3 separate regions of the Mus musculus genome follow, and all the other regions are linked to region 2. A link is a loop called in an ENCODE intact Hi-C map of the cell type or tissue named here. Cell type or tissue: heart. All regions are shown on one strand. Region 1 has its middle 98 kb from the start of Gm31550. Region 2 has its middle 33 kb from the start of 4930504C09Rik. Region 3 overlaps Khdrbs3 (KH domain containing, RNA binding, signal transduction associated 3).

Evidence for each region. Hi-C counts contacts between places; a loop is a spot of excess contacts. Peaks named below come from ENCODE experiments on the same cell type or tissue, not always from the same donor. Only the 100,000 strongest peaks of a DNase experiment are listed, where the experiment ranks them.
Region 1: it touches region 2 in a loop (2.0-fold over the local background); 3 of 42 quality-filtered maps call a loop at or near these places.
Region 3: a loop joins it to region 2, with 2.9 times the contacts of the local background. A loop is called at or near these places in 3 of 42 quality-filtered maps.

The regions. Positions count from the first base shown.
Region 1 is chr15:69,111,922-69,119,921 of GRCm38, reverse strand. No RefSeq gene overlaps it. Among named protein-coding and RNA genes, the nearest start is that of Gm31550, 98 kb to the right of the region's middle. In heart, no CTCF peak of the experiment used is centred here; no DNase peak of the experiment used is centred here.
Region 2 is chr15:69,299,948-69,307,947 of GRCm38, reverse strand. No RefSeq gene overlaps it. Among named protein-coding and RNA genes, the nearest start is that of 4930504C09Rik, 33 kb to the right of the region's middle. In heart, no CTCF peak of the experiment used is centred here; a DNase peak (open chromatin) is centred at 4,647; H3K27ac peaks cover 403 bases.
Region 3 is chr15:69,038,131-69,046,130 of GRCm38, reverse strand. All of the region lies in intron 6 of Khdrbs3 (KH domain containing, RNA binding, signal transduction associated 3), which reads right to left. Among named protein-coding and RNA genes, the nearest start is that of Gm31550, 25 kb to the right of the region's middle. In heart, no CTCF peak of the experiment used is centred here; no DNase peak of the experiment used is centred here.

The sequences.
Region 1 (8,000 bases), 190 kb after region 2:
GGAGTCTTATTAGCCTTTGTACTTAGGTGACAATTCCCAAATAAATATTGTTCTATTCGTCTGTCTATCCTTATATCCATGTGCCCATCAGTCTTATGGACAGCCATACCTATACAGTCTAATAAGAAATGGTGAGCAATTACGTCCCCCACCCTACAATTAATACCAGCAGATTTCAGTCTTAGAGAGTAGTTGACCTAAATGCTTGGAAAGAGCCCCAGATATGATTTCTTCCTCAAAGGAGGTCATAGTCTAAAGAGACAAGTAGACAGAGGAAGGATTCTTGTTACAATCATGGAGTAACTGGAGTCACAGAAGAGGACCTGCTCCATCTGCAGATATCATATAGCACTATGCCCCGGAGATTCCAGGAATTGGAGAGATTGAGTTTCTGGATGGGTGCCTGGGCTTGAGTCCTGTCAGTTGTCACTGTTGAGATATAATTGATATGCGTTTCAGTGGCCTCAACCAGATAACTAGTTAAGGGTAGAGCTGTTTCAACAGTTAAAGCAGGTGAGAGTTGGAAGGGTCATCATATGTCTTATGTTTCTGGAGAGGGAAGGGTGCACTCACCTAAGAGGAGTACTAATGTTAGTCTGTGTAGACAATGGAGGGAACCTGTTCCCCCACCCTCATCTGGGCCTCATCGGCTGCTTTGTCAAAGCTTAAACTTCTCTTAAACAGGAGTCCTTGCTGATGAGCTAGCCCATAACCATCTATGTCGGACCACCACACATCCAGCTGCAGATAGACAGGTGACTGTCATCTATCAGTGCAAGCCCTCCAGCTTATCCTTGTCACCCAGAGTTAAAGCTGCCCCTTCCACTCTTTGAGGGATCCTTTATGGGGACACCAGGTAGGGTTGGAGAAGAGAGATTCAGGCAGCATCTCACTAGATCTCTAGACCTTGATCCAACTCCCCGCCCTCAAGCTCAGAGTCAAGGGCTGTGGATCATCCATCATCATTACAACCTGGTCATCCCGCCCTCGGAGTCACTGCCTGAGAAACTTCTGCAAGGAGTCAGACTCCAATGCCCGGATCGATTCTAAGTCTCGCTTGTTGTTTCTAATCAGAACAGCGCTGCCTGACACCATGTCCACTCTTCTCAGATCACATGGGGTTTTCTGAAAGGTGTGTGGATGATGATGAATTAGAGTGTGGGCTCAGACTAATGAAGCCCATGCGTCTTCATAAACTGGGACTGGAAAAGTGGCTGCAGATAGAACTAGGTGAGGAGGCATGGTTGCCTGCTGGTAACACCATCCACATCCTTTCCTGGGCACTGAACATACAGTGAGCTGTGACCCTGGTAAAGAATGCTTCATGCAGCCTTCCAGTGCATAATCAACCAGGAAGGGTGGAACTGTGGGGTGACAGGGATATGTGGAAGCAGGAAGATGGGATGTGAATGTGAAACAGAGATCCCAGCATCTTCCTTGTACAAAAAAGGATGAGTTATGCTTGACACATAGCCCAATCAGGATCAGATGAAAAAATTCAAAGCTCTTAGGGCAGTGCCTGGCTTATAGTCAGTGCTTTAACTATGAAAAAAAAAAGACAATACACAACATAATAAGGCCAGCACAGGCTTTCCACACATGTACCTCTCCATTGTGTCTGCCTTTTCTCTCCATTTAGTTACCAAGGCAGTGTTAGATGTATTCATGTGAGCTGTGACATTCAGTTCTCCCATCAATCTTGCAACTAAACAGAATTAGTCACATGTGATTCATGAAAAGACAAGCTCAAAAACTGTGAAGTGACCTTCCCCAGCCCCACCATCATAGGTACACCTAAGCGGATAACTGAATCATCAGTCATGGGTGGCTTAGGGTTGAAGTTCAGCAGTTAGAAAAACTTCTAATTTTCAAACATGTACTTCTGGCAAAAGAATTACTATTGCCACTATTTCACCATGTTAGCAGTACCACAGATGCTTATGGTGTAAGTACACCTCAGGCTCAGTTACAATTCAAGCCCCAAATTTCACGTCCTGTCCACTTGTGCAATGGAAATCATAAATGAACCCATACCCAACTTCATACAAAGCATCAGTGAGATACTGTGGAGGGGCTCCTGAGTCTTTGGGCCTTATAGGACTTCTCTTTCTCCATGTTGCAAGTCAACTTCATCAGGACAATGCTCATGAGTGCATGTCAGTGCCAAGTGTCTCTGTCCTCCATGACTCCTGAGAAGTTTCCCTACCTCGACTGCTGCACTGCTGTTCTTTTGTTTTGTTTTGTTTTGTTTTGTTTTGTTTTGTTTTGTTTTGTTTTTTGAGACAGGGTTTCTCTGTATAGCCCTGGCTGTCTCAGAACTCACTTTGTAGACAAGGCTGGCCTCGAACTCAGAAATCCACCTGCCTCTGCCTCCCGAGTGCTGGGATTGAAGGTGTGTGCCACCACACCCAGCAACTGCACTGCTGTTCTAAAGTCCAGCTCTCTATGAGAGCATGCAGCCTTTATTTATAGGAAAACCAGTGGGAATTTTCCTGCCCTGGGCAGATTCTCATGTTTCTTTTCTCTTTTCTCACTCTCTAAGCGATTTTGAAATGTCAGGATCCAGTTTCATCGTGATTGTGTGAGAGGAAGGCATACTTGACTCCAGAGTCATTGTTCAGGACACTGTGGCTTGGAGGAGGGGGAGCTTAACAATCACACTTCATGTTCACAGTCTCCCTCTCTATCTGTCAGTCCCTCTATCCTCCCCTCTTCAGACGTACATCCTTAGAAGGCACAGAAGTATACCCTGTTGAGTGCCCTGATACACCCTTCAACAAAGACTCTCTCTGACTCTGGCCCAGCAATATCAGCTCCACCAGGCTCGCCAACTCTGAAGCCCTGGAGTGTACCCAGGGATACCCCTGTTAGGACAAACTCAAGTGATACTGATATGGGTGAATTTGGGGATGCATTTGCTGCCAAAGGTGACTATTATGTGTTTCATTCTGGTGACAAAGTGGTCAAGTTGTCACCCTAAAGGAGGAGAGGTAGGTTTGGGTTCATGGTCTCAGAGGCTTCAGTCTCTGGTTTTTTTGGCCATGTTGGTCAGATCTATGTTGAGTTAGAGAACCTACTGCATGGAGCTCAGGGTAGAGCATCCTCTAGCAGGTGGAATGTAGAGATGAGGGAGAGATGGAGCCAGTGACTCAAGATGTTTTCCAAGAGCATTCTGTCAGTGATTGCCAAAGAGTACTGCTTGTCAGTAGTGACTCAGTCTTCAGCACATTGCCTTTGGGGCCACTTAAACCCAAATCATCATAAATACCTGGATGGTCCACACCTACCTGTGACTTTTCCCAAAGCTGTGCTTGATGTGTTCCTCCCAGCATCCTGCCACCTCTCAGTTTGCCTGACTCCAAACTTGAGTGTCCACCAAAGGTTTATAGTACGTAGAGGTGAAGAGGGAGTTCTCACTTCTGTGGCTGCTCCATTCAGTAAGGACAGGAATCCACTCTTTGTGGCTTCACATTACCCTCACAGTAGAGTTAGTTGTCAGTGTTAATGTTCTATGCATATTGTTTTATCTTTGGCTATGTGTGCTAGGCATCAGACACACACAATGGTTATCCCTGATGTGACTCTTTTGAGACTCAGGCCTCCTTGAGATGGAAACCACCTATTGAGGGCTACAGAACGACTGTCACACAAAAGGAGCAGGATTGCCTGAACAGGTGAAGCTGCATTAATACAGATAATATCGTCGGAGCTAGGAACTCACTGACTGCCTACAGTGAGATGCTTATCCCTGCTATGAAATGTTGGCAGGGTCCTTAAACTCACCAAGCATGTTTCCTTGTTGGCAAAAGACGACTGTAGGTTGTACTGCCGGCAAAGACATATTCATCCCTAGGAGTCAATGAATGATCAAACATCAGACATTTGTCCCAGTCTTAGCCAAAAGTCAGTGTTCTCTGGCCAAGCAACCTCTGGGGTCTACAGAACAGAAAACATTAATTTCATTGAACCTGTTTTTGAGTAGCCATGAGCAGAATCAGTGAGATGAGAGACTATGAGCATCAGGGGCTGGCCAGTGGGCCGGACAGCAGGAGAGAGAACAAGATCCCTGTCACTAGCTGTTTTCCTGCTCCCTGGACGAACACACCAAAGAGTCAACATGAAGGGTCACCAGCACAGCTAGACTGGCCGTCATGTTAACTATTTGGCTATAAATGGCTGGCCTGATCCCAGTCCTGCTGAATAGAGTCCTTATAGACAGAACACAGGATGTGCCTGGGAGCACCCTGCACAACTGGCTGTGTTTTAGTGCCTACATGAAACACTCTAGCTGTATGCTGGGCTGGGACCTGAATCAGGAGTGAGGATGCGAAGGTCTATCTCCAGGGCACTTCAATAAGGTTTTAGTGACATCTCCCCTCCCAGCACCTCAACTTATACTGGTCCCTGCTCACCCCAAGGTCAGATGGTGAAAGAATGCCAAGCACCTGGTGCTGAAGCAGCCTTACAAAGCCTCCACTTCTTTCTCCTCCTCTGCCTAAAAGACACACCAGAGGCAACCATTCTCAATGACTTTTCATCAGAAACGCCTTTTCCACAGCTCTCTTGAGTCCAACCTGGGATGAGGAGCCTCTGCTGACCCCCAAAGCTGTTTGCTCCTCTCCTCCCCTCCTCAAGCTTAGAGGCCCCTAGGCCAAATCCAACCCTGCCTCCTCTTAGAGAGGTCTGTCTGCCACTGTGTGCTGGTTGCCGCTGCAGAGATGCTCTGGAGGCTGTTCTCAATTATCTTAACAAGACAGACCAATCTACAAACTCCAGTCTGTAAACCATTAGCAGTCACATGTCCCCTGGGGCTTGTGTCCCCACAGCCCACCGTGGCAGTTGAGGACCACTGGGCTAAGCAGTTCATGCCTGCTACAGAGCAGCCTCTTTAGTGATTCAGTAGCCTCTGGAGGCAAGCTCAGGCAGAGAGCTGATAGGCAGTTATAGGGGCAGGACCCAGAGTTATTCCTTCCAGTCCTGACTGGCACTATCCACTCCTCCCCATGTTACCTCTAGGTAGCTTGCAACTAGATTAATAGCACAGAGGCAGAACCAACTTCAGCCTAAGGGCTGTGTACACAGGGTTTTTTTTCCTCTCTTTAAAATGATCTTTATTTTGTAGGTTTTTTTTTTTTTTGGTTTCTGTTATATGGGTTTTAATATTGTAAGACTTCTCAAATCCTTTCTAAGAGGTAGACAGAATATAAATGATAAATGAATAAACATATAAATAAATAAGGAAGATACAAGCATCTTTTCCAAAGCAAATTTTCATTCCTTCTTTGTGTCTGTCACTCAAGGCAAGTGCCCTGACTGTTGTCTGGCCCCTTTTATGCCCTTGTTCACCTCTATGTAGGAAGCTGCCTCACCAGGCTCTGGGATGCGCTGTTGTAGATATACCTCAGTACCCACATGAGATGGAAGGGGGGTCTGGATTATTAATGAGACTGTCTTAAAGGTGTGAGGTGTTCTTTGTTATTGGCCCTCCTAATGGGGTGTTGATAGAAAGATTAGAGGTGGTAGAAATTCCTGGGTCTCTAAGTCTGTGCTATTCAAACCTGTTCATTCCACAGGCATGATCAAAGCCAAGAGAAGCCATTGACCAGTGAGAGTATGCACTCAGGTAGAACCTGAAAAAATGACACTGGGAAGGAGACCCGGCTTTATTAGGTTTTACTTTGTCTTCTATGGGTTTCCCTGGGCAGGTTACCACTGAGGCTGCCTTCTGTCCAGTTAGGGGGAACTATAAAGACAATACTGACAGTCAGGGAGATGGTCAGTATGAGAGAGTAGGGGGAGTGGAGGCTGTCATTTGAAGCCCTTTGTTGATGCATTATAGGGGATGCTATCAGGTCAGAGTGGGTCCTGCTTGCAGCCTGGGGTCTCTCAGGGCTTGGAGAGGGAGTATATCCAGAGCGAGTTCTAGAGCCCTGGTTCCCCCCTGAGTGAACCCAATCACATTGGTAAGATTCCTTAGAAAAGGGCTGAGCACATGTAATAACAAGAAAGGTTGGGTGCTCCTCCCAAACTGAGCAATCTTGCATTTCTTCTTAGCTTCTGGATGGTCAGGGATCTGATGCAAAAACTGCAGTTCTCCATGTCCAAGGTAAGAACTAAGCTTGAACATCAATGCTGTAGAGATCAATGTAGCATCTTCCTGTGTAGTGATTGTTGGTGTTCAAAAAGTATCCATTTTTTTCTTTCTTTCGAGCAAAGGACTACTTCCTGAAGGTTATCCACCCCTGTAAAAGAGTCTTCCTTATAGCCAAGAGTGGTTGCTAAGCATGGCTCAAGAAGTAAACCAAAATGTCAGCCTTCCAAGGACACGTGGGAAGCTGGCTTTGCTGGGATAGGCCAAGAAAGGGAAACGGAAGTAATGGATAGAGCTCTAGCATCTCTCTTAGTCAATAATGTAACTTATTAAAATGAAAGTTCTCATTCAGTCTGATGACCTGACCTTCCAACTCTCCTGGTAACTAAGCAGCCAAGGAAATAGTAACAAATTCACCAGCCCTGCTCTAAGAATTTTCCCCCAGCTCTCCCGTGCGGCCCTTACATGACTCTGAACTCATTCTTTTGCAGCTCATTCTACAGATGAGGGTTCAGAGGTCTCCAAGAGTGACATGGCTTCTGAGACAATAGGGCTCATCTTGAGTTGGACTTGGTCTGGAAGCTGAACATCAATTACAGTGTCTAGACCTGTTCTCCTTCTCCTGAGGGGCATAGGGCACTAAGGCCAAGTGGTTTGTTCCAAGAATGTCTTGAGGGCAAAAGAACACTTGCTCTGGAATTTGGTCAGATCCCGTTTTGATCCACAGCTGCTAGGAGGTAGGGGTAGATGCCTACTTCATGACTACTGGCATGGCTACCCACCTTCCCTGTGCCTCTTAGTAGGGCTGTGGGCCCGGGGGGTCCAGGAATGCTACCCGAGTGTAGGAGAACCACAGCTTCACTGGCATGCACTGTCATTGTTATGTCATCATAAGCATCCTTCCGTTGACCATATGGCTGAGGCTATAGCAAGCTGCAAGGTGTGCTCTTCCAGCATGGTTGCTAGAGCCCTGCAGCATTATAAATGATGGCTGGAGCTGTTGATGTTCTGGCCTACACTCCTGAGGACCCTCATTGACCACAGGACACATTCTAGGTCTGAAGCATGGCAAGGGGTCTGACCCATCCTGGACTTACCTTGGTCCACAGTGTGAGCACTGCCCTGGTACCACACACATCTACTCTCCACCAGGCACACTTCTTCCTGCTCTCTGCTTGCAAGGCTTTTTCTTCTTCCCTACTCTACACTAACTCCCAGGTCTTGCCTCCTTTAAGATTGTTTCCCTTCCTTCCTACCCCATTCCTTACTCCCCACCACCCTGAAAACACTTCCCACAGGCTGTTGCCCTGTGATCCTCCACACACTCTGAGGAATGTTTCTTGTGGACAGTAAGCTTTATTCATTTCATCCTTTTCACCTTGAATGCTAGAATGCTCAAGGGCCTGGTTCAGGTATGTGGCCATCAGTCTTACCTGGCTATATATCATTTCTTCAACCTCAGTAACCTTTTCTCCACTTTCGCGTCTTTCCCTTCTATCCTTCTGTGCTATAATATGCATCGTCAGAACCCACCCTCAATCCTTTAGTGGAGGTGTGTGGGGGGAGGAGAAGGTGAATACCAAAGACAGAATTCAGTCAGTTAAAACTATAAAAGTCCACCAACTTCTATGAATTCATTTACGCACCAAATAAGAACAATACATTTCTCTGGAGAGGCGATGAGACAGCATGCTTTCTTCCCCTCCAATGTAAAATGTTGTTGGTAGTTTAGGAAAATGAAAAATAAATTGTCCTGACTTCTCCCTACCATTTATCTCCTGCTGAGGTTCCTCTTAAACAGCCTTTTAAAAAAATCTATCTGCAAATCCAGGTCAGAAAATTAGGAGTGACAGATTGCAGAGTGCACCTAGGCTTTCCAGCTCACAGCAGATGCAGGGGCATCAAGGCA
Region 2 (8,000 bases):
ATAGAAGAAATCTCTGAAGTCCAATATGCAAAGAACCTCAATTTTTCATGAGCCTGAGGGTTCTTAGAATAAACTCCCAATATACTTCCAGAAAGTAACAGAGTAGAAAACGATCTTTATTTTTTTATTTTATTTTTTTTGCATGTTGAACCTAATTTGTAGAGAACAAAATATGGATAAACATCTTTTGCTTCGGCTCACTGCTAAGTTATTGTGGAATTTAAAGTCAAAATTGTTCTCTCCTGTTTTTCTCTTAACTAAAAATCCCCAAAAAACCATCTGGTATATCCTGAATGTTGCTATATTTGCATTCATTCTGTATATGGTTCCTCTGTCCAGCACAAACTCTTCTAAAGCACTTTGCTGTGTATTATCTATCTGGGCCACCTCATAGCTAGGGAGAAGTCTCTACTCATATTCTACAATAGTGAAACTAAAATTCTGTGTGCTATAGTCTATAGAGCATAGTTCAGGCTGGGGTTTAAATATGCTCTGCCTGCTCCTCAGTCCTATGCCTTGCTTTTTCATGAACGACAGCTTGCTCTCAAGCATAAGCATCTGAATGCCACCTTCCCTAAATAGTCATGTTTTCTTGGGGTGTAAGGACTATGTGCAGATATGCATTCAGAGGTCTATCAAATGCATTGGGTCAAATTCACTTGCCAATTCAAGCAGTAAAACCATTGAAACAAATAATTGCCACAAACTTCTGAAGACCTCAAGCAGGCTGTAATTTGAGTAAATTCTTGAGGTTTAGTTTTAGTCACTCCTACAATTTGCCTGCAGCTGAGCAATTATTCATAGAAACAAAATGTTGCCCATCTTACCATAGGTAGGCATTTCTACACTATTGATTTTTGTCAAATCACAGCCAAAACTAATCAAATCAGTCTTTATCCAATGGGACTACTAGCAATATATTTTATACATTCAAACTGCCTTCTGCATATATTTCCTACAAGGATGTGAGTTTTTGGATATTAACGTGAATCTAGTGTTTTACTAAAGGAAAAAGTCATATCAACGAAGAAGTAGTCCAGTTTGCATGCTTCCTCCCATTAAGGTACACCTGACACATGTCCCTTCCATTGACATTCTTCTGGTTGGTTCCATATTCACTTTAAGACTGGTTAAAATGCATCCTTCTTCATCTCTTTTGTTTGATGTACAACTAATATGTTAATTATCAAAGGCACAGTCTTGACTCTTAGGAGGCATAGTTGGAATATCAGATGGAAATTGAGACCTTGCAGCATGTGACATCCTTTCCTGTGACAAAGCATGTAAATGCGGAGACAGTCTCTTGCTGGAGCATTTGCTGACTAAGCACACAGATGAAACCAGCACTCCCAGGAATATCAGTGTGCATTATCTACAAAACATCTACATATCTTCTTAAAGTAGAAGGGTAAAGTGATAGATTCCAGTATTGAGGTAGGACTTCTCAGGGGTATTCAATGGTCTCAAATGGTCATATTCTAGATGGTAGCAGCTATATCTGTATTTTGGAGAAAGCTTCCCTAATATGAGCTTTGTAGATTGATGAATGATAATTAAATAATAATTTCAGCATGAACATCAGCAAATGACAACAAAGTGAAACAAATAGTAGCAAGAGAGAGTTTATATAACATAAATATGTTGTATAGAAACAATATATTTAACCCACCAAGGCTTACAAATAATGGAATTCTAAGAAACAAAGTCAACTCCTATGGAATATTTAAAGAAAAATGGCATCATCCAGGAGATGAGCAAAATAAGATAATGTCAAAAATATGGGACAGATATAAGTATGTCTAGAATAAAATAACTGCAGAGAGAACTCAGTGGATGGTTATACCACCATTAGCATATGAAATAAACTGCTTTTTTATTAGATATTTTCTTTATTTACATTTCAAATGTTATCCCCTTTCCTGGTTTCCCCTCCAAAAACCTCTGTACCCTCCCCCATCCCTCTGTTCACCAACCCACCCACTCCTGCTTTCTGGCCCTGGCATTCCCCTATACTTGGGCATAGAGCCTTCACAGGACCAAGGGCCTCTCCTCCCATTGATGACTGACTAGACCATCTTCTGCTACATATGCAGATAGAACCATGAGTCCCACCATGTGTTTTCTTTGACTGGTGCTTTAGTCCCAGGGAGTTCAGGGGATACCAGTTAGTTCATATTGTTGTTCCTCCTATGGGGATGCAAACCCCTTCAGCTCCTTGGATACCAATGCCTGACAAATACAAAAGTGGATGCATCACAGTCATTGGACAGAGCACAGGGTCCCCAATGAAGGAGCTAGAGAAATAAACTGCTTATCAGCACTCCTCCTCTCCAAATAAAGGAGTGTTAAAGGGACAGTTTTAATGGAGGAGGCAAAGATTACCTCCTTGAAAATGTGATAGTTGAGTGAAGATATCAGTGATGTGAAGGAGTCAGCCATAGAGACATGAGGAGAAGATGTCACTGCTTAAGGTGGAATGCTCATGTTTTATTCGTTCAACTCTGCAGCTTCTACCATCCCTTATAAGCTTGGGAGGCAGTATGATGAAAACGAGACCCTTCATGGCATTTTGTGAACTTTGATTCCATCATCTATTGAGTAGCTACTGCACAATCCTTAAATGCATAAAAATATGATACGCAGGCTAGAATACAAGCCACTTTGAGTCTTCCTTTCCCATGAACCTTTAATATGTCCTCCTTTTTCTGTAGTGAAACTTCTCAGATAATCAAATGGTCATCTTTCAGCGTGTACATGGAATTTGTGCTTGGATCACCACATGGAAACCAACATCTAGTCACATAAATCTCTTAAGTAAAAGGATAGTGACTCACTCTTAAAAAGCTTCTACCCAGCCTTGACTGTGTGCTATCCCTATCCATCTTCTTTCTCCATCCCTCCCTCTCTCTTTCTCCCAGTCCCCTAACCCCTAATCCCTAACCCTGGCCCCCAACCCCTAACCCCTCTCCATAACCTAGCCCTCCCTCACCACCCCCTCTCTCCTTAGGTCAAGCCTATAATAAAACGTCTATATTGTGGCTCAAGAGATGACTAGCAGTTAGGAGTTCTTGCTGATTTTGCTTTTGGTTCAGTTCCATCACCTACAAGGTGACTTGCAACTACCCATAACTCCAATTCCAGAGGATTCGATGCCCTCTTATGATCCTTGGGTTCTTACATGAATTTAGTATGCATGCATACACTCAGTTGCACACACCTTAAATAGATAAATAAATGAATGAATCCATATCAATGTTGGATGGATATGGTGGCCCACCTATAATCTCAGTGCTCAGGAGGCAAAAACAGGAGATTCCTAAAGCAAGCTGTCCAATTAGAATAGATAACTTGGGCAGCTCTGGGTTCTGTGAGAACTACCTCATTATATAACACGGAGAAAAATCAAATAAGACATCCAAGATCAGCCTCTGGTCTCTACATGCATGTGCACATACACACAAGTATGTTCACACACAAATAAGCATACACATACAAACACACAGATCACTCACACACATATGCATATGCAAAAACCTGTAACAAAGTCTTTTATTTGCAAACTCTAAGTCACAGGGCTTGTATGAAACCTACCTACCTCATCCTATACTCTAAGTCATCTCTAAATTACTGATAGTACATGCTAAGGTATAAATGTTCATTTAAATATTACACTGCATTGTTCAGGAAATGATAACAAGAAAAACATTGCATGTGTTTAGTAACTGCTTAATACTTTTTGAGACAGTATGGTTATATAGCTAAAGCTAGCCTGAAATTCATAATTCTCCTGCCTCAGTCAGCATCTAGAGTACTGGAACTACAAATATGTGTCCCCATGCTTAGCCAGTTGCTATACTTCCTTGAATGTTTTAAGTCCACAGTTACTTGAATCCATATATGCAGAACCTACTGACACAAGAGCCAACTGTACAAAGTGCTCTAGGCAAGGAGCAAGAGCATGCTGATTTTTATCAAAATTATTTCCCTAGTCCCAAAATAGTCAAAGTTTTTTTCAGCTATCCTTGGCAGGCAGAAGGATGAGCATATATTTTTAAAAGTGGCTTGTGGGAGGGGAAGAGGTCATTAGGGGCATTCCACTTAGGAATTTAAGGGAAAAATAACTTATTTATCACAAGAGGAGACAGTTGTGCTTCTGCATCGCCTTAAGCTTCGCTTTTCTTCTGGGTTCCTATTAGCTTCAGATTTACTGTGGGGAGATGTACCGGCCCCAAATCAGCCAAGATAAGAGGATCCCTGGCGAGAAATGAGCAAGAAAGACAGGAAGCATCACAGAGGGCCAGAGAAAGATTAGGAGAAAATGCTGTCCTAGCAGCCGTAAATAAATCATTTGCTAAAAAGGATATTTGGCTAAATTGCCTCCAAGTGTATATCCCCAGTGGGCATTTTTGATCAGAAAATGCAGAGTATCGCATCATAAAAAGATTTAGCAATGGCGACTGTGCTGCCTGGGAACCTAGGAGTTACAAAGAAGGGCGTTTTGTGCTACCAAAGTCTGGCTGTGGCTCCAATCATACTTTGTGAATTACTGAGTGACCTTATGCCAAAAATAAATCCAAGGCTCTCTCCTTCTCGTTATCACTTGGAACCTGGAGCACACAAATTCCACTGCACAGAGGTGTTAGGGGGTTTAGCCAAGTGTGCCTGACTCTTGGCAGGTGAACGAGTACCATTGTTCTCCTCACACTTTGTTCTGATATTGTGTCATATTGGACACTATGTTATCAGCAGGGGCTGCAGCATTTTTATCAAAACTCGTTATCAACTATGAAGGCAAAGTAGGTGACTTTGAAATGCAGCTGAAACTCTGAAACTAAGGACTCAGATCCCAATTTCCCAAGACCAATATCTTCTTCCTGACTCCTGGGAAACTGTCCACTTGCTCCAAATGTGTCTGTCTCCACAGCCCAATTCTTGCCAATAGTGTGCAAGTAGAAATAACCACTCAAAAGCTCCTGGTAGCTGCTACATACTAGAACTAAGTTTATTTAATAGGCTATTAAGGTCCTCACCCAGAACCTTAATACCAGAATGGGCTTGTACCACTATATATTCTATAAAAGACATTGACAGTGTTTGCAGTGTTCTTTGTGAACTAAGTCAAAATAATAATCTTTGTTTTACAGAGGGAAGTCAGGATAAGTATCATAAGTATCATAAGTATCAGTAGTGATTGTAAAGAAGAAACAGACCTGCAGATCTAGACCAATTCGCATGGATTATGAGAGCCACTAAACAAAATGGGTCATTTGTGGACCTGCCACTAAAGTACAGTTCTGAAACTGGAGTCTTCTACAGTTCCAAGCACCTCTTGCTCCATGGGTCTTTATGTTTCCAGTCACCACTCTTCCCTCAAAGATAACAATGAAACCATCATAGCTCAACACCTCCTGGCTGTCCTATACATCCTCAAAACTTGTTTTATATCTGATCTATACAAGCCATTCAGTAAATATTAGCTGAATGAATGAGACTATCTGTATTTCGAAATAACTCTAATACTAGGCCACCTCCAATCATTAGCTAACCATATTTCAATTTTGGAAACTTAGATTGAACACTAGAAGGAGATAAAATACTCAAATTACCCTGATTGCCCAAGACTGCCAAAATTTGACATCTGGTATTTAGACAAAGCTTAAATATATTTTATTGTCCTGCTTAAAAGCCACGTGTCTCCTCTGGATATTTTCATTTTACTCCTTTGCATAATCCTTTCACGGGTCCCTTTCTTCTTCTCTGCCCTTACTCTATCCCACTCACATCTGTAAACTGGTATAATATCTACTTCCAAGTTTCTAGGATTTTATTTTACTTATGCTATATTTGTGATAATGTCTGACATGTAATCAACTCTCCAACTGAAGTAGAATGTCATTATTTCCATCATATTTAACCTTTGCTACAATTTTAGCAGATGAACAGTGATTAATTTAATGGCAATTGAAATGTCTAGCTTTGGATGGAGAACTTCTGAGTATATAGTCTCTGCTGATCCATTTTCCTGAGCTGTGAAAGAAGTCAGATATGGATTGGAATTATATCTGTCCACTGAGACAGAAAAGGAAATAAGAACCAATATTCTCCTACAAGAATACACTCTCATTCAGTTGGAAAGGCCAAAACAACTATCATCGGTTGTTACAATTAAAGTGGGAAATGGCCCGTTGAGAGCCAGCATAAATAAATAGACCATCTAATGTCTAGGTTTCATGTGTCCAAGTGTCACATGAGAACCAGGCATGGGGATATCTGGAAGCTCTGACTTAGAAATTCAGAAACACAACTCTGTAAAAAGGGAAAGGCAAAGAGGGAAACATGAACTGATTTCATTGGCAGATATCAGGCCCAGCAACATGGATCAAGGCTCAGCATTTTTAGAAAGACAGAAACTATGCAAGTATAAGCATTAGAGGACATGACCATGGTGGCTTAGTAACAAAAGACATATTTTATTGATCATCTGTAATTTCTCAGGTCTTTTATACTGTGGTTCAATTTATTTCTGACAACAGCTCCTTACGGCTAGTATGATTATCTCTCTACAATAGTCAAAGGTACTTGGGCTCAGAGAAGTTAAATAATTTCTCCTAAACTGTCAGCAAGTAAGAAAGAGAACCAGATTTTCAATGTCACTTCTTTGCCAAACAAAGTAAGTGCTCTTTCCACAGCGTTTCTGATTTTCTAAAAGCTAAATACACTGTTCAGAGCTTCACTTTCTCAGTCTAAAGAGGTGATTCTCCGCCTTCATAACCTGCAACCTTTGATCAGTTCTTCACATTGTGGTAGCCCCAGCCATAAAATTATTTCATTGCTACTTCAGAGAAGTAATTTTGCTACTTTTATGAATCCTAATGTAAATATTTGATACTCAGGATATCTGATATGTAACTCTTATGAAAATGTCATTTGACCTGCCAAAGGGGGTCTCAACCTACAGGTTGAGAACCACTGGTCTAGAGTATCCTTAGAGCAGATCTGTGATTTAATGTGATGGTTGAATGGTTACTTCCTCTAAAACAGTTTTGAGTGAGTGACCATTTTGACGGATATTCTGGTTTCTAGACTCGCTGTTTCTGTTGGGTAAGCATGTATCCCTATCATTTTAAATGCCTGCACTTCACTTGCTTCTCAGAAGACAAAATCTCTCTCTGCCTTTCCATAATTATCTCTTCACCTTCCCTTCCTGCACCCACCTAACTCCTGCACCCATCTCTGGGGAGCAAAATCCTGCTCTTTTCTGAGTGCTTCTCTCTGATGACATACACTGGACTGTGCTTTACCAAGCACTATTCATGCAGTGACAGAGTAATATGCTTGACTTGGAAATGTTCCCATGGTACCCAGAAATTTATCACCAAGGTAAAGACAATGATGGAACACATCACCTATTCATGAGCCACACCTGCCTCTCTGCGCACCACTGATTCTTATTGTCCCTATTGGGTAATCCAGGTGCTTAGATGAATTTTCTCAGACACAGCTAATTTCATGCAGAAAATTGAGTTGATATTTGCTCATACTATTGACTATGTAGCCTGATGTCTATGATAGAAATGAACTTTCCTCTCAGCACAGGACAGGCCCATAGTACAACCATGAGCCCAAACAAACCTCTTATCCTTTAAAATCAGGTGTTTGCCATACTCACTAAAAACTGACTAATAAAAATCTTCACTTAGCCTTTTTTTTTTAAATAAAGGAAATAAGATGGTAATGCAAAGTTAATTCCATTTAAATTTCCAGTATCCCCATTAAGTCAATACCAGCATTTCTATTTTGTAGACAAATATGCTAGAACAGAAAGAAGTATTTTAATCAAATCTCTAATATTTCTTAAAATTTTTATACATGTAGACAATGTAATAATTACATTCACACATTCCTAATATCCACTAACCATCTGTGTTCCTATATAACAGGTACCTTTTTTTGGTTTATTTTTTGAGACAGAGTTTCTCTGGCTGGACAACCCTGGCTGT
Region 3 (8,000 bases), 260 kb after region 2:
TCTTCCAGAGGTCCTGAGTTCAATTCCGAGCAACCACATGGTGGCTCACAACCATCTGTAATGGGGATCTGATGCCCTCTTCTGGTGTGTCTGAAGACAGTGACAGTGTACTCACCTATATGAAATAAATAAACCTTAAGGAAAAAAAAAAACCACCTTTGCAGGCACAGTTTTATTTAAGGATATCAAAATGCTAACTACCTTAACTTGGCCATTATGGATTTACTTTTAAAAAGTATGTACAGACTCACTTTATTTGATTTAGAAAAAAACAATGATCTAAATAGAATGTTTCAAATTGTTTCAATTTTATAAAACATATCAACATAAATGAATACTACCAACCTGCAGAACTAAGGTTTATGTAAATTATACATGACTGCCATATACAGTTGAATATTTTGTCACAAAGTAAGAAATGAATACAAAACGGGAAAAGTCATATAAAAGAAATAAAAGTGTAACACAAACAAGCAAGCCAGCCACAATGTTCTTCAGAGTTAACAACAAACGACTAACTTCGCTAGGATCTTCCAATGGCCAATACACACTGGCCACTGTAAAAATAAATTATGAGGTGATATTCATTATCAGAGACATAGCAAAACAGTGACATGAACTCTGACCAAGGACTAAGCTAAAAGTTGGCAATAACTAATAACAGGACCATATCTAATCATTGTTGAAAGTCTTCCTGTAGCTCCTAACAAGGTGTTGCTGGCACTGTGCTCGCACCATGGGTGGAGATCTTCCAATGTGTAACGTGTGTGCTCGCACGCAATGGAGTGGGAAAGAGAGAACAGAGAAGCAAAGAAAACAACCCTTATAATTCACCATGTCAAAGACAGGCACTGAGGGAAGACAGACCAGACCAGCGAAGAAAGGAAAAGGAAGTTCAATGTAATATATAAAAAAGCGAGCTTTTCCTTTGCAAAGAAAGGTCACTAAATATTATTCAGAATGGACACAAGGTGTAAAGCAATGTAGGAACAGAAACAGACCCTTGCATCCAGGGAGGCTAAGGGCTGGAATGGACATGAGTCAAAGGGATGACGATGGTGATGATGATGACGACGATGATGATGATGATGATGATGTATCAAGAGCCACTTAAGGATTGCATATCTGGGTTTTGAGTGACATCATTACCTTGTGCTGCAGAAATCCCTGTCTGGCAATACTGCAGAAAGGAAAGGATGACCTACAAAGCCAAGTGGTGCACAGAGGTCATTGTGGGGATGGTTTTAACTTGGAAACTACACAGGTTACAGCTTCTGTACTAACATGTTAGAAGTCTGGAAATAATGTGTAGTTCAAGCAAAGAGTTCTGACATATATTTAAGATTGTAAGTGACTAAAATTTAAAATTTTAGCTAATGTTATGCAGTGCACTCTTTTATGTCTATAGCTGTGCCATTCAATCCTTGCTCAATTATTCTGCCAGGTTATTGCAATACTGTTTAAGGACGCAATTGGTAGTTCACTGAATTACTAACATAGACGTTTTCTATTTCACAATATGAATCTGTGGCTCTCTTTCATGATTTCATTATTGGACTTGGCTACGAGGTGTATATTTTGTACTTCTTCCAACCATAGCAATGATATCTGCTCAATGGACAGCATATGGAAATATGGGACACCTAAAGACAAACATGACAGAATAAGGAAGAGCTGACTGACTCACGCTCTTCTATTGATTTTCCCAGAATGCTGGGGATAAGAAGAGTCTCAGACTGAGGACAAGGCTGAGTGAGCATTAACCAGAGAACGCTGGGCAGGCAAGTGAACAAGAGTAGCTGAGGAATGGTGGACCGTATGAGGTCTGCAAACACTGTTTTCCCCCTATTTCTTTTTGTGAGACTATCTCAAGTGGCCCAGGCTGGCCTGAAACTTAACGTGAAGTAGAGGGTGACCTTGAACTCCTGGCTCTACCTCCCAAGTGCTGGGACGATAGGCCTGGGCCAGCATGCCAGCCTTTGTATGCTTTGTCTGACAATTTAATGATATTTCAACTTAGCTATCCACTTGTCTTCTCTTTCCCACTTTCTTTTTAAAATTTTATCTTCCAATGCACAAAGCCACTGGTTGGTCATGTTTCCCTTATTTCCTATATACTTTTATACGAATACATTCTTTTTCAGGTACAAACAGCAGTGAGTACTTTATGTGCTATAATTTAACATGCAATTGAGTGGAGTAATGAAACAGCACAGAAAAGATGTGGAGAGCTTGGCTGAGTCCCATATCTAAGGTACTCACTGTTGTAGGACTTACAGGAGCTCACTACACTTTACCAGCACTACTCTGATGCACCAGAGACTTCTTTACACTAGAGATCTTTGTGTTATTTCTCACACTTCTGCATTTCCTCTTAGAGACGATTCTCTTTTATGACATGCTAGGTAGGCATCTACTTCTCTGCCTCACTTCCGTGCCTCCAGTGTAGAAACCTAGCCAGTTCACCAGGTGCCTGTACCATCTCTCTGCCCTTGCTGCCTCTTGGCCTAGTCAGCTTTCTAGGCTGAAGTTCAAGTGGGTGGCTTCAATTCTGTTACAACATTTCAACCACATGAAACAGTCCATTGTGCCCGTACAATGGCAGCATTTGACCTAATGAGCACATTTCTGTAACTACTCCTGGTGGATGGCTCACCTTGTGTTTCACTTACATTATGAACTCACAATGTCTTAAAAGATCCCTTCAGATCAGGCACAGACACACACAATGAGGACGCAGTAATGCTCACTGTTCTCCTGAGCAGAACACTGGGTAAAAGCAGGACAAACCACCTTGATTCCTCTCACCTAGTGCCGTGATTATTTTCAGCTTCTTCCCAGTTCTAGCCATTCCTCAGATGACCAGAAATGACTTAACTGTATGGCAGAAACACATGCCAAGTCAATTACTGAATTGCTCTTGAAGTATCTAAGGAGCCCCTGCATGTTATCTGGAGGCATACAAAGGCATGCCCTCAACTACCTGGCACATCCATGTTAAGTGCCCCGGCCTTGCTGTCTTGCTGGTTTTCCAACCATCCAGTAAATGTTCTTATATCCTTAACCTATCTTACACACCCCACTCCTCGGCACTGCAATATGAAACCTGAGGTCTACCCTACACAGTTCATTAGAACCTTTAGTCTCTCTCGTATCATTTAGAATCTTTCAAAGGGACAAAGCATGGACTTTGCATTTAGCTCTTTAGTGTCTTCATCTAAACACTGTTCCATACATACCTAGCTAAAATGCAAATCTAGACTTTCTGTTTCCTAACTTGCACTGTGGTTCCTGGCTCCTAAAGACACAAATCAAATCGGCACCTGAGTGGGCCCAGGAAGGAGTCTGCTTCTCATCGCTAGTCTGTCTACATGTTCTTTCCTCTGCTGCCTACTTGGATGACAGATGCTAGCTTGAAAACTGAATTATCATTTTGGACTATCATATTTGTTATCATATTTGATATCATATGTGATAACTCACATATATTTGGCAACTGTAATTATTTTTCTGACTCCTTTCTTGCCTCTAGTCTACAAAGTTCCTGTGAGTTAGGATCAGCCCCTCCCCTCCCCTCTCCTCTCTGGTCCTCCCCTTCCCTCCCATCCCCCAACCCACCTCATGTGCACATATCATTATACTTTGTTCTTATTGGTATCCCACTGCCCTCCCTTACATCACCCAGTGGGTTTTCTTTCTTCTCCCAGTTAGTCATTATGCTAGGCTAATCAACCAGATTCAGGAAGATAAATACTGTTTGTTTTCTCTTACAGGTTTAAAATTATGCACGTCTGTGTATATAAGTGTCTTTATAATGTGTGTATGCCGAGCACTGGACTAAAAGAGAGATCATGAGAGAGAGCCTCTTCTGTGAGACAGAGGTGATAACTGAGTGCATGCAAAGCGAGTGGGGGCGGGGAGCACATGCAGGCAACATGGCAACATGACAACACCTGCTGAGCCACTGCTATTGATGACCAAGTAGCAGAAAAGACAATAAATACTTCCTTGTGGTGAACGCGAACCCAGGCAGGCAGCACTACAGAAGAAAGCAGGCACGGTGCAGATTACAATGCTGAAAACCCTGATACTCAGACTGCATTGACACCGTTTTTGGTGAATGCTCAGTATCAGACTTCTGTGCTCTGCGGATGATGACCTTTAGAACTCGATTCTATTTCCGAATGCCAGAATGACGTCATCAAAACCTGTTTAAAGGCATACAGGGAGCTGTCCGTGCACACTCACTACAAAGCTTGCTTCTTCTTCATCAAGCGCACATCTAAGATTTTCTGCTTAGAAACAGCACCGGGACAATGGACCCGAGTGGACAACAGGCTACAGAATGAGCGTGTGTTCTGACACACGTGGAAAACCTCCCTGGACCACACCCAACCTGGCACAGGTCCAAGTAACAAGAATACTTGCTCTGAAGCCATCTTCCAGGACACAAGAAACAGCATGGCCTACCCAGTTTTATTTTTGTCACAAGTAAAATCAAGCATAGTCTTTAAACCTGGGACAAGCATTTTAAATTGAGAAAATTTATAAGTGTGATTAAAAATATTGCTTTGGTGTGGCATCCTTTTAAAGGGAGATAATTATATTATGGATACTTTCACTTCGACTAGGGTGACAACTGGCCATTTCAAAAGGTGAGAAGTTTCCACACAGATGCAGTGCGAAAAGCTTCAGCAAATTTAAGGTTTACAATGATTATGTTGAGTTTATAAAGCAAATAATAAAGACTTCACAATTTAATTGTAGCCGGAACCTGGGAAATAATATCCTGGGCAATGTGGCTTCAAAAGTATCTTTAGTGATAGTGAACAGAGGAGCAAAGTGGTTTGGCCTTCCTCCCACATCATCTGCATCAAACCTGACGTTTTAGCTCTGGGATGTCATGGGCACCTGTTGACCTTGCACTAATAAGCGGGGATTCAAGGCTGCTCCCATCAGGCTCTGCGGATGTGACAGCCACATTCTGAATCCACTTGCGGCACTGGGTGGGTTGCATAGCTGTGGAGATGTCACTAACCCCTCAGAACCTCAACTTGGCAAATTGCAAAGTGGGAATCAAAACGCAGTGGTTACTACTTCCAATGGTTGTGTAAGATTAATCAAAAAAAAAAAAAAAAAAAAAAAAAAAAAAAAAAAAAAAGCAGGTGAATGTGTTTGGCCAGTACTTTCCTAATAAAGATGACTGCTTCATTTAAAGACTTAACCCTTTCAACTCTACAACCACTGAGTCAGAAAAAAGATCAAAGCTATCCAAGCACGACTTCTGTGAAAGTCTTAAAGCCTTGCCTGTCTGCATTTCCACGGTGTGAATTAAGAACTGAATGTGTGCACAGATTCTGATATGGTCTTTAGAGATATGCCTGCCAGCCACTACAGAATGTCTTCTTCTGACTTTGCGCCTAACGAAAATAGAAGGACACTGGTTGGATTTTCTAGGTACTCACAACATAAAAATCAATAAACAGTGACACAGTTAAATTAGAAATCTTACAAGCAAAGGGCAGGCATAACTGTAACTGGGGAAACAATTAACTGTTAAACTAGAAATGCCACGATGGCAGGAAAGATGGGGGAGCTTCTCAGAGTGTGCATGAAAGAGGATCTCACTACTTAGCTCAGGCTGGCCTCAGGCTTGTGCTCCTCTGCCTCAGCCTCTTCAGCGCTGTTGCACGTATGTGTAAAAGTTTCTCTACTGATCCTGAATGTGACTGATATGTCCAGCACTGCTGGAAAACTTGCCAAACAGAATCCAACAAAAAACCCCCTGTCATCGCACACCTGAGATTCTTGCATCAAAGAAGGCAACTCTCTTAGTTCCTGTGGGGGAACTACATTCTGGACTCTAATTCAAAACCCAAAGGATTTACCAGCTGCTGCACCCAGGTCTGTTGGACCTTCCATTGTCCCAAGCTCTGATTTGTCCCAAGGTCCCATCAGCCTCTCTGCTACCTTCCTTAGGACTTACCACTAGCTCACGGCTGCTCAAACAGGGTTGCAGAGTACGAGCAGATAGATCTCCTAAGGCACCAAGTAGACATAAAATCAACTTTGCTCCCGTGCATCTGGACTGATAGCAGTCAGGGACCACCCTTGAGACAATTTCTGATTTAGAGGATGAAGGGCTGAGAAAGGATGCCACAAGAAATAACCAGTCAAGAGTATGAGTTAAGTGTTCAGACTCTCGCTTTGTCTATCTGGTGAACTAGTATCTTTCTTCCTCTTTTCCTTTTTGAGTTTTTATGTATTTAAATACCCTCCTTTGTTTGCTGGTTTTTCTCCATCTTCTTCTTCAACCCAGCAGGGGAGCAGATTTTTACTAATACCCAGTACTTATATCAGGTCTTTTCTGCCACTATGCAAGCAAGCATCCAAGGCTACACTCTGAATGAATACATGGTTGGCACGGATGGATGTCATGGACCTACTTATGCTTTCACGTGTTCTCTGTCTGAGTGATGACTGGCCAAAAGAGGCAGGCCCAGAGATGCCAGCTCTATGGAAATAGGAAGGCGCTGCGGGCCCACCAATGCAGAGGTGGACCTGAAAGCATTCAGCTTTAAGTTCCGTACGAATTTTCCTTGCTCAGTTTTCAGAGCTCACTGAGAACCCTTTAGATCACTCAGTCCCAGCTGAAGGGACAATGAGCTGCTCTGCTTCAAAAGGCAGTACTGGGCCCAACAGTTAAACTCTCTTCATTTGCAAGTTGATCAAATGTTTGAGTGTTTTACTCAAGAGCAAAGTGAGTCATAAAATGAAAGCCCTAAGTACTCAGCTTAGAGACTGTCACTGAGGGGGCTCAGCTGGTCACACACCAGGAGGAATGAACACCCAGATCGAGACATGGGACACCAACTGTTCTGAGAACTAACCCTACGTCATTTTGCAATTACTATCTTCTCCACCATCATGATTTCCAACACAAGCTGAGGGTTTTAATTACTTGAGTTTTATGCAGGTAAGAGTCAGAATAGCTACGATCTGGGGCCATGTTTTTTTCATTCAGTGCGATGACTTGTGGGACCCAACCCCATTGCTGTACATGGCAATGACTGCTTCCTCCCCTTGCTTTGAAACACTGCTGTGCGTGATCTGGCTGCTGCTTGTTTATCTCCTCCACCTGGGTCACAGCAGTCTTCAGCTTGTTTGTGCCTATGGGTTTCCCACTGAGCCTCCATCTGTACTCCCTTGTGTCTCTCTGTTGGGAGTTGCTTCAGCTGCACCACGGGTCCTGGCAGCAGGGGAGGATGGTGCTGTAAGCAGTGTACAAACTTTTTCCAAAGCACACGTGTACAGATTTGCATTCCCACAGCAGTGCAGGACATGTCTACTACTCCAAATCCAGCCAAGACCTGAAACCACCCCTTTTCCCTGCTTATCCCTGGCTGGTACGAACTGTTCTGGTGGTCTTCCATCCTGAAAGATGAGGCTCTGCTGGTAAAGGAGACAGAGCCCGAGTCAACAGCAGCCGTACTTGGGTGACAGATAGAACCCCGAGTATTTTTCATATGATAGCATCCCTAGGTAATAAATGCTACCATTCCCAATTTGTAGATGGAACTGAGGCAGAACTAGATGAGCCCAGCTAGCTGGGTGGCCTAGTTTACTACTATATCTGCCCCTGAGCCCTTCACCAGCCATCACCAGTTGGTGATATAGTTGCATTTTAAACTGTTACCCAACAGTTTTATTTGTTGTTGTTTGTTTTGTTTAAATATTCAAATTCGAGTGTAATAGCTCTGAAGTGTCTTTTAGGACCCACATCTTGTCATGCACCTCACACTCTATTTATCCCCAAATAAACTATACAGCATAAAACATCTCTATGAGGATAAAGAGGACAACAAACTTTATCAGTGACATACCTGCCATCAAATTCCTAGTCTGTGGACCACAGCCTTCTCTGGGTATAGGAGTCTCCAGAGAAATCTCTCCCAGCTAACCTAGGCTACCCCATCCTAGGGGTACTAGTTCCCTACCCG